Regions from separate parts of the Homo sapiens genome. Here region 1 is linked to region 2. A link is an interaction called in ENCODE POLR2A ChIA-PET data of the cell type or tissue named here. Cell type or tissue: OCI-LY7. All regions are shown on one strand. Each heading gives the region's core, and the rest is flanking DNA. Links, peaks and the distances in the headings are about the cores only.

Region 1 (7,269 bases), core at 1,028-6,027, 64 kb before region 2:
ACACAAACTGATTTAGATTATGAAAGGATCACTTGGACTGCTGTGTGATGAATGGAGGAGTCTAGAGTTGAAGCAAGGAGACCAGCTAGAAGTCTATGATAGTAATCTAAATTCTATCAAGATCATCTTAGTAATGGTTTAATAGATATGTATTTATAAGATATATAAGTTATAAGGTTTACTTTGGAACTGGACAAATATCAGTTACTGACCCTACTTCCTCAAGTTTTTATTGCCTTGATTATTCACTTAATATTTACTTCAAAAAACACAGTCAATAAAAAATGTAGAAATATTTTTCTGTACCCCTACTCTAATGAGATACTCATTGAAAGATAGAAGATTCATTCACTTCCATATATGTGTGTGTGTTTGTCTGTGTGTCTGTATACGTATATATTTCATTGATGCCTAATTCTAACTTTTCACAAAATTGAGAGGGAAATTTAAAATCTTCTTCATGGCTTGTATGTTCCTATATGACTCAGTCCTTGGCCTTGTTATTTCCTAACCTTCATCCTCATTCATTCTAGTACAGCTATGCCAAACTTCTTGCTGCTCCTTAGAGCACACCACACCATAAGGTTGTCCTTTCTCCCCTTCAGACTGCAATGCTCTTTCCCCAGATACTCACATAAGTTTAGTCTGATCTCGGCTTGGATCTTTTCCAGAAATGCCTTCTAGTCACCATATATTAAATAAAAGCACAAGTTAGTCTTTCTTTGCCTGCTACTTCTTTTGTGTACTTATTAATCTCAGCTAATATATTATATATTTTATTTGTCTTTTACTTCATCTGTCTTCTCTGTTAGAAGGTAAGTTCCATGAGGGTAGGCACTTCAATTTGTTTACGATGCTATCTCCTAGACCAATAACTGTTCCAGGTACAGGTACTTACCCACAAAATGTTCTTATACTATTCTTATAATATCATAAAGTATACATCCTATGTACTACACACAGGACATCCAGGATACAGTTAGGCTGGTAAACTGATAAGACACTGATTATCATTTCGATGGTCAGTTTGTTAAAGGACCCCCGAAGAATCTTCAGAGTGTTACTTGGTGAATTCTTATGTTGTTCTGTGAGTTTTACATACAGAAAACAGGAGAATTTTGCTGATATTAGACCCTAAGTTCAGTTTTTTTAATGGGAAAGTGACTGTTACACCGCAACCTGACCTGGACAATTTTTGACTCAACATGATACTATCTAACATTATGTAATTCAAAATTCTGGAAATATACTGATTTCACACTACTGTGGAAATGTTTGGATATAAGTGTGTTATGGATGGGAGTAGAAATTTCCCTCATGAATATTCCCACAGTCAATTATACTGGACAGATTCTCAATCCTGGGGAAGAAAATTCCTAAAGAGCCTCAAGAGGTGCACTATAGCTGAGAAGTGTGAACATCTTTCATTTTCTCTAAATGTTTTGGACATTCGGCCTAGAATCAGTGAGACACAGGTAGTTCCCACATTGGTGGAGGCAACCTGGATGTAAACAGGAAGACGTGGGGCTGATAAAAACTCTGCAGTATAGGGCTGCAACTGTGTAATAATTGTGAATTATTTTCTATGCTGTATTTTCTTCTAGTGTGTGGTCAAGCCTTCGGTAAAATCTTGACAAATGTTCTCTAGGTCATGAAGAAGTAAGGAAAAGGGACTATTCCACATATTAGGATAAGGCAGTCAGAGAGAAAGTAGAGTCCCTTTCCAAAATTCAGAGAGCTGGTCTCTTGGTATGGATGTGCCCAAAATAGTGGCAATTAACCCAGGTGATATAGCTGAGACAGCAGTGCCATATAATAATAACAAAGTTGGAGGGGCAAATCAGAAGGACCTGACACAAGAGCCAGAACTCTGAAAAAATTTTAGAAATTGTTACGCCTCAGAATTTGAGAAAGTGTTCATTTCTGCACTAAAGCATGTGGGAGGTCATTCCATTTTAAAGAAGTCTACGTAGGTAAGATCTCCCTTATATATTCTTTCTATTTATATACCAGAGATCATTCATTTAAAAAAAAGAGCATTTTTCACATTATACTGAAAATTATTGCTTTTTACCCAGCACAAGCCTGTACATTCTTTAAAGACAGGAACTGCCTCATTTATCCATGTATTCCCAGTAACCAGCACACTGCTAAGCAAAGTGAACCCTCCATAAATATTTGTAGAAGGCAGAAACAAATCTTTTAAATAGCATTTACACTCATTCCCATGATTTGAATGAAATAACATATACAAAATATGTGTCTTAATAATGTTAATTGAATCTTAAGTTGTGCCAAGGGCCTTGTACAAACAAAAACTAAAAAAAAAAAAAAAAAAAAAAAAAAATCAGCAAGGAATATTTTAGAATACCTTTATCGCAAAAGCACTTGTGCATTGTTATAGAATAAGAGGTTAAATGACACGAAAATAATGTTCTACATCATTAAAATTCAATAATTTTCTTCTTCACATTTTTACAATTCCTACTCTGTCTTTCAAAATTACAAAACGAGAATTTGGAATAGAGAAAATCCTATGGAAGAAACATGAGAATAAAAAGGTATTTTTCTCTCAATCCAACTGTGACCTAATTCTAAGAAAACACACTAGCTCTAAATTATGATGTCTCTAAATACTTAACTTCCTTCCTCAAGTGTAAGTTCTTGGTATTTTTTTCTTTTTCTTTTTTTTTTTTTTTTTTGAGACAGATTCTCTCTCCACTTCCTGGGCTCAAGCAATTCTCCTGGCTCAGCCTCCCGAGTAGCTGGGATTACAGGCACATGCCACCGTGCCCAGCTGATTTTTGTATTTTTAGTAGAGACAGGGTTTCACCATGTTGCCCAGGCTGGCCTTGAACTCCTGACCTCAGGTGATACACCCATCTTGGCCTCCCAAAGTGCTCGGATTAAAGGCATGAGCCACGGCACCAGGCCAGTTCTTGGTATTTCTTAGGCTAAAGCAAATGATGGCTGATGCCCGATCCCTCACTAGATACTTGTTAGCAACAGTTCTGGCAGATATAACATACCAATTGCAACCACATTCTATTGTGTGTAGTGTAAAAGGAAAATTGGTAAAAAAAAAACCAAACATCTAAGTTCTTATTTATGATCTTAGCAGTTCAAAGGTTATGAAAGGAAAACATTTTGCCACAGTTCTCAGGAATTAGCAAAAATTCAATTGTGTCATAGTTCATTTGTTTGGCATCCTTCTTTCTTAAGTCAGCCAAATGCAAGGACATTCAGCTCCTGTCTTCTTTTAACAGCAGTCATTTGGACTGGGAAGCTTCCAGCCTAAGGTCAATCTTACGGATACTGATTGCTTTTCTGAAACATACTATTACATTAATTGATGCCCATTTACTCTGTGTACACAGGGATACACAGACATAAACATTTAGTACTTTGGCAAATTGATATAATTAAAACAGAAAAGTAAGAATGACAGATGAATTTCATATGTTTTAGAGTCAGATTAATAGCCAAAAATGAAATGATGCCTGTTCCCATTATATAAGGGAACATCATTGTTTCTTTCTACAACAGATTTTAATGAAAAAGTTTTGAGATCTGAGCTCGAATTGTATTTCACCAGGAATTATTAAGCTCAGAATAACAGAAAATAGTAAGGCACTACTTAATAAGTGTAAGAACAGAAATTGATGTTTCATTGCCAAGGATTAGTTTTCTTAACTGTGGTTTCCTCTTTATAAACAGATTTACAGCTTCTGTCATCTCTGTGTACTTTCATAACATTAAAAATAAACTTGGAAAGACTGATGCCCACAAGATGGAAGAATAGGAAGTCCTAGCGTTTAGTTCCCCCAGAGAAACAGCAAACAATAATATATACATGAAAATACCGTTATGAGAAGTCTACAATGTAGGTAAAGAGTTGCAGCACACCACATGAGCACAAAACCAAGAAGAGCCACACTGAAATGGATATGAGTAATTTCACTTTATCCACATCAGCCTTTCCCCCAAACTGGCACAGCTCAGCAGAGAGAGAGATCGCCTGGCCCATGACTTCTACAAAGGGAGTAAAGAGAGGGTGAACCATAAGCCTAACTTCCCAGCTTTTCAATACGCTCCACAAGAGGCCAGTTTCAGTGTTACCTCATACAAAGTGCTGAACGAAGCAGCATACTTCAGATTACTGGAACAGCTTGGAACAAAGAAAAAGGGGTGGGCACGCCCCTACAGCTAGCACAGATCTGCAAGATTGGAAACCGTACAGAACTGAGACTTCTCCCTCAGGAAAGAACATGAATGGGACATGACTCTAATATCCTGTGACTCCAATGTCCCTGGCCTTTCAGCACACTACTCAAGGAGCCAGTGCCTCTCTTGCCTTACACTGAGCACTAAAGGAACTGACATATTCTAACACCAGCAGGAGCAAGAAACCATGGGCTTTAAAAATAAAAAGACTGGATGCCCGGGCAGCTAGGAACACAGGCCTGGAATCCCTAGCCAGGCTGATCAGGAAACTTTTTTCTGTCAAAGCCAGTCTATGGAGAATTACTAGAAGAGCTAGTTGTTTCTTCAAATGTGTAGACGTCAATACAAAGCTACAAAAAATAGGAAAAGATCAGGAAAGCATGATACAATCAAATAAAGAAAACAAATCTCCAGTAATGGATCCTAAAGAAAGGGAGATATAAAAACTATTTGACAAAGAATTCAAGATAGTCATCTTCAAGAGGCTCAGGAGTTGCAAGAGAACACAGACAGTTAAATAAATTCTGAAAAATAATACATAAGTAAATTAAGAATGTAAACAAAGTAATAGAAGTATTTCTTTAAAGAACAAAACAAAAATTCTGGAACTGAAGAATACAGCTGAAATAAAATATTCAATGTAAGTGTTCAAAAGCATATTTAATCAAGCAGAAGAAAGAATTAGTGAACTGGGAGGGGTGGAACCAAGATGGCCAAATAGGAACAGCTCTAGTCTACAGCTCCCAGCATGAGCGACACAGAAGATGGGTGATTTCTGCATTTCCAACTGAGGTACTGGGTTCGTCTCACTGGGGAGTGTCAGAAAGTGGGTGTAGGACAGTGGGTGCAGTGCACCGAGTGTGAGCCAAAGAAGGGTGAGGGAAGTGAAAGGGGTCAGTGAATTCCCTTTCCTAGTCAAAGAAAGGGGTGACAGACAGCACCTGGAAAATCGGGTCACTCCCAACCTAACACTGCAGTTTTCCAATGGTCTTAGCAAACAGCACACCAGGAGATTATATCCCGCGCCTGGCTCAGAGGGTCCTATGCCCACGGAGCCTTGCTCATTGCTAGCACAGCAGTCTGAGATCGAACTGCAAGGTGGCAGCGAGGCTGGGGGAGGGGCACCCACCATTGCCAAGGCTTGAGTAGGTAAACAAAGTGGCCAGGAAACTCAAACTTGATGAAGCCCACCGCAGCTCAAGGAGGCCTGCCTGCCTCTGTAGACTCAACTTCTAGGGGCAGGGCACAGCCAAACAAAAGGCAGCAGAATCCTCTGCAGACTTAAATGTCCCTGTCTGACAGCCTTGAAAAGAGTAGTGGCTCTCCCAGCATGCAGCTGGAGATCTGAGAAAGGACAGACTGCCTCCTCAAGTGGGTCCCTGACCCCCAAGTAGTCTAACTGGGAGGCACCCCCCAGTAGGGGCAGAATGACACCTCACACACCCGGGTACTCCTCTGAGACAAAACTTCCAGAGGAATGATCAGGCAGCAACATTTGCGGTTCACCAATATCTGCTGTTCTGCAGCCTCCGCTGCTGATACCCGGGCAAACAAGTCTGGAGTGGACCTCCAGCAAACTCCAGCAGACCTGCAGCTGAGGGTCCTGACTGTTAGAAGGAAAACTGACAAACAGAAAGGACATCCACACCAAAACCCCATCTGTACATCACCATCATCAAAGACCAAAGGTAGATAAAACCACAGATATGGGGAAAAAACAGAGCAGAAAAACTGGAAACTCTAAAAATCAGAGCACCTCTCCTCCTCCAAAGGAATGCAGCTCCTCACAAGCAATGGAACAAAGCTGGATGGAGAATGATTTTGACAAGTTGAGAGAAGAAGGCTTCAGATGATCAAACTACCCCAAGCTAAAGGAGGAAGTTCGAACCCATGCCAAAGAACTTAAAAAGCTTGAAAAAAAAGTAAACAAATGGCTAACTAGAATAACCAATGCAGAGAGGTCCTTAAAGGACTGATGGAGCTGAAAACCAAGGCACAAGAACTACGTGATGAATGCACAAGCCTCAGTAGCTGATTCGATCAAGTGGAAGAAAGGGTATCAATGATGGAAGATGAAATGAATGAAATGAAGTGAGAAGTTTAGAGAACAAAGAATAAAAAGAAATGAACAAAGCCTCCAAGAAATATAGGACTATGTGAAAAGACCGAATCTACATCTGATTGGTGTACCTGAGAGTGATGGGGTGAATGGAACCAAGTTGGGAAGCACTCTGCAGGGTATTATCCAGGAGACCTTCCCCAATCTAGCAAGGCAGGCCAACATTCAAATTCAGGAAATACAGAGAATGCCACAAAGATACTCCTCGAGGAGAGCAACTCCAAGACACATAATTGTCAGAGTCACCAAAGTTGAAATGAAGGAAAAAATGTTAAGGGCAGCCAGAGAGAAAGGTTGGGTTACCCACAAAGGGAAGCCCATCACACTAACAGCGGATCTCTCGGCAGAAACTAGGCAAGCCAGAAGAGAGTGGGGGCCAATATTCAACATTCTTAAAGAAAAGAATTTTCAACCCAGAATTTCATATCCAGCCAAACTAAGCTTCATAAGGGAAGGAGAAATAAAATACTTCACAGAAAAGCAAATGCTGAGAGATTTTGTCACCACCAGGCCTGCCCTAAAAGAGTTCCTGAAGGAAGTACTAAACATGGAAAGGAAAAACCGAAACCAGTCACTGCAAAAACATGTCAAATTGTAAAGACTTTTGAGGCTAGGAAGAAACTGCGTCAACTAATGAGCAAAATAACCAGCTAACATCATAATGACAGGATCAAATTCACACATAACAATATTAACCTTAAATGTAAGTGGGCTAAATGTTCCAATTAAAAGACACAGACTGGTAAATTGGATAAAGAGTCAAGACCCACCAGTGTGCTGTATTCAGGAAACCCATCTCACATGCAGAGACACACATAGTCTCAAAATAAAGGATTGGAGGAAGATCTACCAAGTATATGGAGAACAAAAAAAGGCAGGGGTTGCAATCCCAGTCTCTGATAAAACAGACTTTAAACCAACAAAGA
Region 2 (5,957 bases), core at 1-5,000:
AAGAATCCATATGTTTTCCAGTCTCGAGAATCTTTGGATAAGTATGTATGTCAAGAGCCAGACCAAAATCTTTCTGGTCCAAAATTTACAATTAACGTATTGTATTTGAATCTCTCTACAAGATACATTTTATCCTAACAGAGAGATTAACTTCGACAATGGCCAGAGGGAAAGAGAAAATAATAAGTAACAACATAGAAATGTTATAAGTATTGTTTCTAGACAACAATGAATAATGATAAAATCAATATTGATACATATCAATGTTATGAAAATATGAAAACACTCCATTTACAAATAGTAGGTTAAAAATCTTAACAGCAGTAAGAAGAAAGTCTATGGTTCATAAGGTAAAAATTGATAATCAGGAATTGGAGTTATCTTGTCATTTTCAACTAAATTAGAGTCCAGAGACCCAGTAAAAAAGAAAAAAAAAAAAAAAAACACTTAGGACACAAAGCACCTGCCCGGGGCTAATACTGCAAGCTAGCTGCTGAAATGACCTGGTATAACTTTAAGACCAGTTTTACCTAGCAGCTTCTGAAACAAACCACCATGACTCTAAGACTAATTTACCCACCACCATCACTCACCAGTCAGAACTTGTTAGCTCCCAAAAACTTTGCTAGTGCTAATGAGTTTTCTTCCAAAACAATATATAACATTTCTCTCTAATAAAACCTCTAAACTTCTCTTTGGTTTTCAGTCATACTGAAGACCATTCCACTCTCTGTGTAAGCCCTGAACTCCAATTCTGTTCTACCAAATAAAACATTTTGTTTAGAGATTCATCTCGATATTTTTATTTTACATTGACACTAAAAATTATAAATATATCTTCAAATTTAAATTCTGTAGTTCAGCAAAGGTAGTTTCTAAGACCAAACTTTTTGATGGGAAGGCACTAGAGCAACAACCTACATGGAAATGTAACCATTCAGTGCCCAACTCTGAGATCTAATGTTTCTAAATTAATGACAAATCTTTGTCAAAAACAAATCCAAAGTTAAATGAAGACATTATTATTATTATTATTATATTATTATTATTATTATTTGACAGAGTCTCACTCTGTCCCCCAGGCTGGAGTGCAGTGGCTCAACTTCGGCTCACTGAAACCTCCAACTCCTGGGTTCAAGTGATTCTCCTGCCTCAGCCTCCCAAGTAGCTGGGACTACAGGTGTCCACAACCATCCCCAGCTAATTTTTGTATTTGTAGTAGAGACAGGGTTTTGCCATGTTGGAGTTCCTTGCTTGCTTCTCCTTAGCACAGTGACTCATTTGATATCATCTTTAATTTCTCTGGCTAAAGGTTTTCCAACAGATACACAAATTCTCTTCTTGACCTAGAGTGATGTAATGGATGTACCAGCAAGAATTAATGAAAACATAAGAGTATCTGCAAATCAAAATTGATTCTCCCTTTTCTCAGGTATCCATTTTCTGGGGAGCCATTCTTAGCCTTGGCATGTCTGGTATATTTTCCTCCTTTGTGCGCCCCCAGTAAAACGTCCTCACCACATTAGATTCCCAGCTCACTACTGGTATGTTTTCCCACCAGGCCAGGAACAGGGATTACCACTTCGCAAAGCAAAAAGCAGTAGCTTTGTTTAAGAAAAATTGCTTAAACCCTTTTTTTCGAATTGCATTATTTGAAACATGATACATTTACCAGTCAGTGATATGTTATGACTCTCCAAGGAAAAGTTATTTGCCATTATTTCTTCTCTGAGAGGTGGACTTGTAAAAGGCGAATCTATAAGAGAAAGAACACATGATTACACACTCTTATCAAGAGTAAATGACTATCTAAAAACTACTTTGAAACAGCTAAAACACTGTTGTGAACTATTAATGAAAAACTGTGTTTTCAGGAAGCTCAAAGTCTTATATACTTCAAAGACATTTAGAGATATATTAGGCTATTAAATGTGAAAAAAATTCTGATTTTTTTTCTTTTTTAACCTAAAAATCCCTACTGACTTACATCAGATGGCTTTTTTTAAATAACGCCTTCCATTTTTATTCTACTATTATAGTTTCTTTACAAAACATAAATAAACTGAAGATACCAAGGAATCAGATGAGAGAGCCAGAAAATGGAAAGATATGAAGAGGCAGAGAGAGAAGATGAAAGAAGAGCGACAGGCAGACCTTAATAAAGAGAATTAAAAAAAAAAATAGATAGCACTGGGCACCAGGGAACAGAGAAGATAAAATGGCTGACGGGCCAGTTTGGGTTGCTATTTGTTTTCTAGCTACGGTTACCAAGAGGCATGCCCTCTAACACCTGACTTTCAGTTTCCTCTGCCTCTGTCACTTCTCTCTCCTTTTGAAAACTTTAATTAAAGAAACAAGGTTTCTATTTCCACCTCTCTCACTCTCTTCGAAGTTACTTTATTTATTTTATTTATTTTTATTTTTATTTTTATTTTTATTTTGAGATGGGAGTCTCACTCAGTTGCCCAGGCTGGAGTGCAGGGGCATGGTCTCAGATCTCTGCAACCTCAGCCTCCCCGGTTCAAGCAATTCTCCTGCCTCAGCCTCCCGAGTAGCTGGGACTACAGGCTCCCGCCACCACGCCCAGCTAATTTTTGTGTTTTTAGTAGAGATGGGGTTTCACCATGTTGGCCAGGATGGTCTCAATCTCTTAACCTCGTGATCCGCCCGCCTCGGCCTCCCGAAGTACTGGGATTACAGGCATGAGCCACCACACCTGGCCAACAACATGGCCTACTGTTCCTTTTATTTTAGAGTACCAGACCTTACCTTCCAGGAAACTACTCAAATATATCAAAGAAGTCAGAGAAGGGGGAAAAAAAGCTTATTATTGTAAACTTGGCTGCATTATTTAAATTAAATCCCATTCAATTTAAATGAAACCTGAGCCATTTTTATTACACTTTTTAAAAATAATCTGCTCAGAAAGTTATTTCTAGTACAAGATTAGATTTCCAGTTCTTTCATTTTCTTATATGTAAAAGTTAGTGATCACTTTTGTTACTTTAGCTTTAGAACATTGCTTTTACAATATCGCCTAGTAAAATAACGTACCTAGCAGAACCTAACTCTCCAATAGGCTGTGTTCCAAAGGTTTAATCACTTCTAAAACAGCTTTAGAAGTTTAATGCACTTTCTAAACCACCATGGCACATGTATACCTACGTAACAAACCTGCACATTCTGCACATGTATCTCAGAACTTATAATAATTTTTAAAAAAAGAAAAAAAGTCCTTAAATAACATATTAAATCAGACTACCCTCTCACAATGATTATATAGGAAAATATGTCCTGAGTTTCTCACTAGGCTATCAAGTATACAAAACCTTTCCTCCAGTCACATCTAGTATTCATTCATTCATTAATTCATTCACTCATTCATTCATATTTGTACCCATATTCTCCCATTCTCCCTCTCCTCCCATCACCCTCCTTCTCTGTCTTTTCACCCCTTTTCTCTCTTCCTCTTCCCTCTCACCCTCCCCAACTCTCTTTCTCTCTCTCTCTCTCTCTCTCTCTCTCTCTCTCTCTCACACACACACACACACACAAACACACATATACACACTGCTTAAAAGAAAGGCTCCCATAAATGTTATTTTCCTAATGAAAATTCCTTGTTTCCATTCTTGGGGCTAGCATACTTAGAGGTTATATTAAAGACAAAATATTTCAGGAAGATCAAGGCAGATGCTATTCACTTATGGACAGGAAGCCAGGCGGGGGTGGATGAGAAGGAAACCGCTATTCTACTATATCATCTGTTCTGTGAAGCCTGCAAAACGTAAGCTTTGATATCTTTGCTTTCCTCCCCAGGGATACCCCACTGTACAGCAGAATACAATCTTAAGGGTTCTTATTATACTCTTTATCCCTGAAACAAGCCCATAACCTTTTTGAGATTTCCAGCATCATTTATTATTATGGTTCACAGTATCAGTAACAATAAGAGTGACATAAACTAAAGAAAAAATGCTTTCTGTCATTCTTATTCCTATTCCACTTAAGTAAGTGAATATACACAGTATCTCATGCACACTTGGTACTGATGGAGAATATGAAGCTGGGCAAACTTGGTCCTTAAAGGGCTATGTGGATCATAATAGTAGGGGTTTGGGTCCATAATTTGAGATTGAGAGTCATTAAAATTTCGAGCAGCACCCATTAATGCATAGTATATAACTATGCATTAATATATAACTGTATATATAGTTACAGTTATAGTCAGTATATAACTGACTATAGCCAGTATATTTTATACAAATTGGCACATGAGCTAGAGTATGAAGCCTGAGCCTGGAGGTGGAAGAAGGGTGAAGATAATTCCAGGAAGATGAGCTCCAATGCTGGGGCTATTCTCCCTTACTGATCACTAGGACTTGTCATGGATGGGCTCAACAGGGACCTGTGTTAGAACAAGGAGAGAAAATGAGTCTAAGTTTGGCTTTGGCAGAATCTAAGCTGATGACAGTTGAAGGATAGGAAAGGAAGGAAACACCAAGTTTCCAGAGGTAGGGAAGTCTGGGTATTTCCAGAATATACTAGCTGTTGAGGCCATTTACAATTGCTGGCTCACATATTAAAAATACAATCAGACATCCATAAACCAAACACCACCAGTACCTTAACTTCATATTCCCTTTAAGGCACTAATCTTGGTCAAGCTTCAGGTTCCACGGAAAAAGTGCCAAGTGCAAAAGAACACGTGTAACTGCTGTGTGACTTTTGCCTTGGGAAAAGTCCCTTAAAGAGGCAATATACAGAAATGCCTTAAGTGGAAAAGCAGGGCAACCTACAGAAGGTATTAGGACAGTAAAAGAAGTTCTTTGTTTAGGCAAGATTTTTTTAACCAAAAAAGTGAGAATGTAAACCTTATTGCTTTCAGTTGGAGGACAGCTGGCAGGAGGCTGATTCAGCTAACATTGGGGTTTAAAGGAAATTGGCAGGAGACTCAGGCAGATGTGGTTTGAATACTTCCCTAAAAGGATTAGGCTGAGTCACAAAAAGAAGTATAAAATGGAGAGGAAGGAATTTGGGGTCTTAATCCAAATTCTGTCACTGACTGTTACTTAGGGTTTCCAAACGCCATATGCCCAGCTCAGTGCTTTGAAAATATGTCTCCACTGTAAACCTCATCTGATAGGGAAAAAAAATGAGGATCAGAAAAGTTGTATAAATATGAGTGATGATGCCAAGATCATAACATGCATTTCTCAAGTTATCAAACTCACCCTTTCTTAATCATTGCTGGAAAATTTCCATATAGCATTCTTTTACAGGTAGAGACAAAAATATCAACATGAAAGAGTAACATCAAATAGTTGCTCAAGAGATTAAAAGACTTTTTTCTCTCTTTGCAGGGCAGTTGAGGCATAAGACTACTGCATCAAAGAAGTGAGTAACATCTTAATTTTCACCTGTTATAATTTTCTGTGAAATAGCAAAATGGTCTCTACTTAAATGTTTTTCACATATTATATTTTAAAATGTGTTGCTAGAAGGGCATATAATTTATTCTATTAACACTTTCAAGTGAAATAAACATGCTATAATTCTACTTAAAGGTATTAAGGTAACATTTTCACATATTTCATTTTGAGGACTTCATTTAATTGAAGTAAGTTGGGAAGAAAAATAAGTAACACTAGAAAACTGCATTGGGTCTTAAGATTTGCTTTTTTAAATCAGGAAATAAATGCAACTACATCTCTGATTAAGAATAAACATTCTCTCTAAAGCCCCCAAAATCCCTTTATTATATGTTAAAATCTTGGAAGGGTCTGAACTTCATTAAGAAAAAAATGTAAGAAGCAACTATTAGAATAAATATTATTCTTTATCTTTCTCATCTCTATACTGATTGCTATCAACATGCAGTACTTAATTTTAACATTCTGATATACAGCATTATAAATGTGCAACCCAATTACAGAAACACTGATAGGAATGAATAT

What was found. Peaks named below come from ENCODE experiments on the same cell type or tissue, not always from the same donor. Only the 100,000 strongest peaks of a DNase experiment are listed, where the experiment ranks them.
Region 1: POLR2A ChIA-PET joins it to region 2 with 5 read pairs; 2 of 35 experiments call an interaction of 5 or more read pairs at or near these places.

The regions. Positions count from the first base shown.
Region 1 is chr5:50,361,865-50,369,133 of GRCh38, forward strand. No RefSeq gene overlaps it. Among named protein-coding and RNA genes, the nearest start is that of EMB, 76 kb to the right of the region's middle. In OCI-LY7, for the core only: no CTCF peak of the experiment used is centred there; no DNase peak of the experiment used is centred there.
Region 2 is chr5:50,426,472-50,432,428 of GRCh38, forward strand. It overlaps EMB (embigin), which reads right to left. Exons shown (of 9, transcript NM_198449.3): 2 at 1,673-1,756. Among named protein-coding and RNA genes, the nearest start is that of EMB, 12 kb to the right of the region's middle. In OCI-LY7, for the core only: no CTCF peak of the experiment used is centred there; DNase peaks (open chromatin) are centred at 2,270 and 3,770; H3K4me3 peaks cover 2,100 bases; H3K27ac peaks cover 3,385 bases.